Regions from separate parts of the Mus musculus genome. Here region 2 is linked to region 1. The links are chromatin contacts, found by Hi-C or POLR2A ChIA-PET in ENCODE. All regions are on one chromosome and are shown on one strand. Each heading gives the region's core, a stretch centred on a gene start or an enhancer-like site at or near the end of the contact. The rest is flanking DNA. Distances are from core to core; before and after follow the strand shown. Region 1 holds the start of Zfp229 (zinc finger protein 229). Region 2 holds the start of Zfp995 (zinc finger protein 995).

What was found. A loop is a pair of places that touch in the nucleus more often than their neighbours do. ChIA-PET counts read pairs that join two places held with the same protein, here RNA polymerase II (POLR2A).
Region 2: a loop to region 1 is called in a map of v-Abl transformed pro-B cells, with 2.2 times the contacts of the local background. The contact joins the promoter of Zfp995 here to the promoter of Zfp229 in region 1. A Hi-C loop is called at or near these places in 1 of 37 maps with a recorded cell type or tissue (v-Abl transformed pro-B cells). POLR2A ChIA-PET finds 5 or more read pairs at or near these places in 1 of 5 experiments (Patski).

What each region holds. Positions count from the first base shown.
Region 1 is chr17:21,732,023-21,735,243 of GRCm38, forward strand. Zfp229 (zinc finger protein 229) reads left to right here and starts at 1,702. Exons shown (of 6, transcript NM_001164676.1): 1 at 1,702-1,936.
Region 2 is chr17:21,908,273-21,911,493 of GRCm38, forward strand. It overlaps Zfp995 (zinc finger protein 995), which reads right to left and starts at 1,654. Exons shown (of 5, transcript NM_001256493.1): 1 at 1,282-1,654.

The DNA.
Region 1 (3,221 bases), core at 452-2,951:
ATGATGTGTGGTGGCACACACCTTTAATCCAAGCACTTGGGAGGCAGAGGCAGGCGGATTTCTGAGTTTGAGGCCAGCCTGGTCTACAGAGTAAGTTCCAGGATAGCCAGGGCTAGACAGAGAAACCCTGCCTCAAAAAACCAACAAAACAAAACAAACAAAACAAAACGAATGATGTGTAATGTAATCTAGGGTTACTGGTTTTTGTTGTTTTTCTTTAATGATATCTCTTCAGTTTGTTGATCTATATTTTGACTAAAATACATGGGCTATAGTTTTTAAAGTTTAAAAACTGTACATATTTGTTTTTAATAAGTAAAACAGTATTTTTAGTATAACATTGAAGCTAAATGGAAAAATATCTTGCCTCTAATTTGAAGCACTCATATTTTATTATTTCAGCATGTGAGAAGCAAAGGATAATTACTTGGCTTATTTTGTGAAATTGGTAACTCAGTGGGATGGCTTCCTTGGGAATCTTTTTCCCTGGGGGATATAACCCCCAAATATTTTACTTGATTTTTTTTAACACAAATTGTATGTTTGTTCTATTTTAGATTTGATCAGTCCAACACAAGTAGGCAGCATTGTAATTAGAGTCCTATTTTATGTGTGTTGATGCTGTGTTCATAAAATTTAGCCACTTAAGTGGCTGAAGAACTTAACTTTGTAGTTTCTACGAGAGGCACTTGGCCACGGAAGTATTTGTTTATGTTCTGCTTAAAGAGCAAAAGGGTTTTGTTGTCCCAGTCAGTAATGGGAATGACAAGGTTTTCCCATGAAGAACAGTGTCTTTACCCAAAGCAGTATGTGCCTGATGTCAAGTAAAGGGTGGGAGGGTCGAATTCCTTTCAATGTCTGTAAAGAAATTGATGCCTGCCAATGTGCTGTCAGAAAGCCTTTAAACAAAGAATCCCAAGATCAAAGCATCAAAGATTCAGGATGTTGATACTCCACGCGACCTGTGACATAAACACTGAAGACATATTGCTCTGAAGAAACAACAACAACACATACACACATAGACACACGCAAAGGGACATGCACAACGTTTACCAGGAAAATTAAGGAAGTCAAAAATGCCAGGAACAGATTACCAAGAAATATAGCCTATGTTTACTGAGAGCTTCTACTTTTTTTTTTTTTTTTCAAGACTGGATCTCGTTATGTAGCCCTGGCTGTGCTGGAACTCACTCTGTAGGCCAGGCTGGCCTTGAACTCAGGCCTGGCTCTGCCTTCTGAGTGCTGAGATTTTACAGGCTTGCAACACTACTGCCCAGTGAATTTCCTTTTTCCCCGTTACTTCATATTAAGTTTTCCTTAACACCTGGCCTTATTGGATTCATCTATTTAGTCCTCATTTTTCTCTCCACCCTTTGCTTGTGATTTCTTGATCTCCAGTCATTTTGTTCTGTCATTTTTAAGTTTCGTTCAGATATTTGAACCCTTTCTTTGGGCTTTCACGCCATTGAACAGTCTCTAGAACTGTTTTGTAGTCTGCCTCTAATTTGCCGTCCTTAGAGAACACTGCCCCCTTTTCACCCTTTCCCATGGCAATTGACATTTCTTAAGGTGTCTGCCGCCCAGTGGGCGTTGGATACTTGCAGTTTTCAGAACAACATAGCTGGGACCCTTGGGAAAGTAAACGGAACAGGAAGTAGGTGGGCGGGATTGGGTACGGTGAGAGGACACTTAATAGTGGGTGGGACCAGAGTAGGCAACATATTCCCAAAAGCGGGAGAGGGCCTCAGCAAAACTCGCCTTTCCCTCAGAAATTTCCGGGGACACCTAGTGCAGAATCTGGGCCAAGGACACTGCCCAGGGTCTTGCGGAGACGTGAAAACTCCCGAGAGCCGCAGGTGCCGCGCGGGGCATCCTGGTAGAGTCAGCAGCGCGGCGGCGGAAACCGCAGCCCGGCGGCCCTGGAACCTCCCAGGTCAGAGGCGCTGCGGGGCTGGAGCGGAGTAGGGTGTGATCGGTTTCTGGGCTACTCATTAGGACTCTGCTCTCATGAGCTCCTAAGAACTGGACAATTCCTGACTTTTTTTTTTCTTGTAAGGTTTTCAACATATTCTCTTAAAAATCTCACAATTCTCTTTGTTAGTTCGGAAAGAACAAAACACTTTAAATTATCCAAGCTTTTCAAGAGAGTAGCATTTAGAGCTGGTGGATTGTCAACCTAAAAAACTTGTTAGATATTAGTCACATAAGGATCGACAGAAGAATCACAAATATATTTTCACAAACTCCACAGTTATAGTTGTAATCATTAATATTTACTCTGTAGAATTTTATCACTAACTTGACATCTGAGATGCACACATTCTATGATGTAAATACAGTACTCAAAATCTTGTATTCCAGGTGAGGGTCTTAATGTTACATCTTAGAGTCCAGAAAGTCACCTTATGCATGCTGAGTGTGAAGATATCAGACCCTACAGTATGTTCAGTGACAAAGCACCACAGTAGAAAGGACCTTTGCATAACTGTGGCTGCTTACTTACTTCAGAAAACAGTCTCCAATTCAATGTGCCCTTGGTTCATAACCTGCACTTTACTCAAGGGCAGGTGGCCAAAGTGTTGCTTTTTATTTCAGGATTTGTTGATCTCCAGTGATGTGGCTGTGGACTTGTCCCAGGAAAAGAGGGAATGCCTACACTCTCTTCACGGGGCTTTTTGCATAGAGACTTCATGTTAGAATTAAAGTGGGATAAGGTAGAAAAGACCATTTATTTGATACTGAATTACTGATTTATTGAATGATTTACTTAAAGCACTGCTGTAGTGTTCTGCAACTTCATCTTGCTACTTGGAACAGAATGACCTGGAGAGGTGGCGGAAACAAAAGTCTTGCCCTTACCTACCTTACCCGCAAAGCTTACATCTGTCAGCTGTAACCTGCATTTGAAAAACCTCCAAGCTAACTGCCTTGATGCTTCAGGGAAGTCCTGCTTACTTTCCTTCTGGCCCCACCTTGTGCTTATAGACTATAAAATGCATATAGGAACTGGCCTGGAGACCAGGCCTTTCAGAGCTCTCCCACCTTTGGTCCATCTGTGACATCTATTCTTTCACTGGCAGTGGTGTCTCAGAGTGCTTATTCTAGAATGATTACAATAGAAGCACAGCCTTTGGTTACTGTGTGTGAGAAGAGTTTTCTGGATCTATTATTTTCTCATCCTCAATTTCCTTCTCAAAGGAAGGGGCCGCACGTGTGTG
Region 2 (3,221 bases), core at 404-2,903, 180 kb after region 1:
CAGACACATGCACATTCATTCTCCCTTGAACCCTGAGGAGGAGCTAGAGAGACTTCAAGAAAATTATTGTCACTCACAGAAACCAGACTGCTGCACTGTCCAAAAGAGATCTCTGCCAAAAGCCCTGTTTGCAGGGTCTAGGAATTCCCATTTCTCCTACAAGAAGTCCACTGACACAGCACTGAATGATAACAAACCCTAGAGTAAAAAACAACAGCTTGGCCACCTATGTGAGGGCAGAGTGCTTTCCTTCAACCAAAGAGACAATTTTCTGATACAGGGGAGTGATCATAATTATTCAAAAGATGTTTTCTAAAACTTTATTTTAATGTATAGTGTGTCGAAGAGACTCCAATATTGGGCTTGCCTGGACCCAAGGAGTAACATAAGAACTCAGCATATGAAGACATAGTTCTGAATGTTTTACTTACATCCTAAACTGCATACAACTCTGATTAAAAAGTTCATGGCCACTAAAATGTCTGCTTAGTAAATATTAGTGTTTACACCCATAACAGTAGGGCTCGATAAAGTATATTTTTTGGTTCAATAAATCTGCACTGGTTCCTCATATAATAGTATATACAAAGCTCTCTGGGGATGCCTATTAACCGGGCCAAAGGCATTCTCTTGAATAAGCAATTAGTAAAACAAAGCAAGAAAGCAAGAACAAATTCACTTTCCACTATCTTTGTAATTGGCACATTAGGAAATAGATGGTGCAACTGCCCTTTTACAAGTTTTTTTTTTCCATTTTTTTATTGGGTATATTTTTACATTTCAAATGTTATCCCCTTTCTCAGTTTCTCCTCCACAAACCCACTATCCCCTACCCCTGCCTCTAAGAGTGTGCTGCCCCACCTACACACTCACTTCTACCTCATCGCCCTAGCATTCCCCTACCCTGGGTCATTGAGCCTGCACAGGACCAAGGGGCTCCCCTCCCAGTGATGACCAATAGGGCCATTCTCTGCTACAAGTGCATCTGGAGCCATGGGTCCCTGCATGTCTACTCTTTGGTTGGTGGTTTAGTCCCAGGGAGCTTGGGTTGGGGCGGGTAGGGTGTTCTGGTTTAACAGTGATTTTATGACTGAATATTCCTGTAACTGTAAGATAAATTTTAAAAAATCACGATAAATCCCAGGTCACAGGATCTCAAACTTCTGGTCAGTGGTAAGATATCTACAACAGAACTGTGAGAGCGGCATCCATAAAAGCAGCTGCGGAAAACATCCCCCTGCTCCGCTCCCTCCCGTTTCCCAGCCCCGCAGCTCCTCTGACCTGGGACCTTCCGGGGCCGCCGGGCTGCGGTGCCCGCCGCTGCGCTGCTGACTCTCCCAGGTCCACAGTCACAAAACCGCGTCTGTGGAGACTTTTCCGGGTCCAGAAAGGGCAAGGATGCGGAAACCGGAAGGTAGAAAGACGATCGGTGGAAGTTCCTGTCACTCAGGCCTGGATCTTAGGAGCTGCTCTCCTAGACCCGCCCAATAAACCGTGGTTATGGTCACGTGGTCCCCCAAATCAGTTTGAGAGCAAGAGCTTTCCCCTCCTTAATTACTACTGCTTTTTTCCTGTTCTGGTCAATGTCCTGGTCTTGCCTTTATCCCTGCCCCGGGGATTCCATTCCCTCCTGCTCAGTCATCAGCTTCCTGCCACACAGCTCCACCTGCGGACCTGCTCTGCACAACCTCCCTACTGCTTGCTGACAGACTAGAAAAAAACTGGTTCCATAGGAAGCTGAACTCTTGACATCTGAGAGTGAGTTCTGAAACCCTCAGATAATAGAGAGGCAGCCTAACTTCTTACCTTTGGACACTAGCCTCCTAGGCTACAATCGCACAGCAAAATATAACCTAGACCCTAAATTCTTTTTTTTTTTTTTTTTTTTTTGTGTAGAGTAGAGTTTATTTAGGGCATGGGGTGGGGCTTTAAGAGAGTAATGGAGGCAAAGAAAGACAGAGAGAAGGAGAGAGTAGGTAAGTGGAGACTGGCCTTGCCCTCCTGGAGAGAGGGTGGAAAGGAATGGAGGGCAGAGGAAGGAACAAGGGAGGAAGAGGCCAGAGAGACAAGACTTTAAGAGATAAATTCCAATTTCTATGTTGCACCCCAACACACAAAACTAAAAATGAGTCCCAAAATTTGGCTTCCTTCCAAAGCATGTATCAAAGCATACATGAAGTATAAGAGGGACCACTGAGATGAAAATGTGGATAAAGACAGATGGAACAGAGAATGGTGGGAGGGTGCTCTGCAAGCTCTCTGGGGAGCTCCAGGGACAACGGTCACTCTGTGGAAACAACAAGGTGTACAACAGGGCAGTTGGAAAGCACTGATAAAGTTAAACTCCAAGAGATTTGTCATGGCCACAATAGCAAAGAAAATAGATAATGCAAATAGTTTGCACAAATATTTTCCTACAAATAGTCTGACAACCATAACATGAATGAAAACATCAGCGTCAGCCCCAGTTCATGTAAGCAAAAATACAGTGATAGCACAACAGAATTTTGATAGCCAGGAAAAATAAAATGCCTTCTGACGTGAGTTTATAGTACTTAAAATTCCATGCAGACGGGAATCGTGGTCAGAATCAGAACGGTAAGGAAAATGGACGTAATAATACTTGAATTCTCAAGGGAAAGGGCATTTGTGTCTGACACATCATTTTATCACTCTGGTCTATAACACAGAAGCTGGTATTTGGGTAAGGAATGCATTGAATATATATTTTTCTTTTGGTAGGATGGCCAGTTTTACTATGTGAATCCTCCTCATCCACAAGCTTGGGAGATCTTTCCACATTCTAGTATATTCTTTAATTTCTGTCTTCAAAAACTTGATTCTTTTATCATAGATGTCTTATACTTGCTTGCAATGTGGTGTGGAAAACATATAATCTCAACTGTTGTTTCTACCCAGGTTTTGATTATTCACTTTCAAGGTAAAAGACATACACAATCTTCATAATATGCCTTTATCAGCCCTAGTACTAGGAATGTATATATCATCTATGCTATTAGTATGTCTATCTCCCAACTATTAATCCCACTATATTTTGCCATGTTTTATTTTGGTTGCTTTGAACTCCAATTAGCCAGCCAACATGGCCATTATCGAAGACTCTTAGCTCATGGTGGCTTCCTCTTCTTCCACCTTCTTTCTCCCCAGGGTTCTTCTCTGACACACCTCCCCACCAAGCCTATTTCTCTTCTGCCCAACTA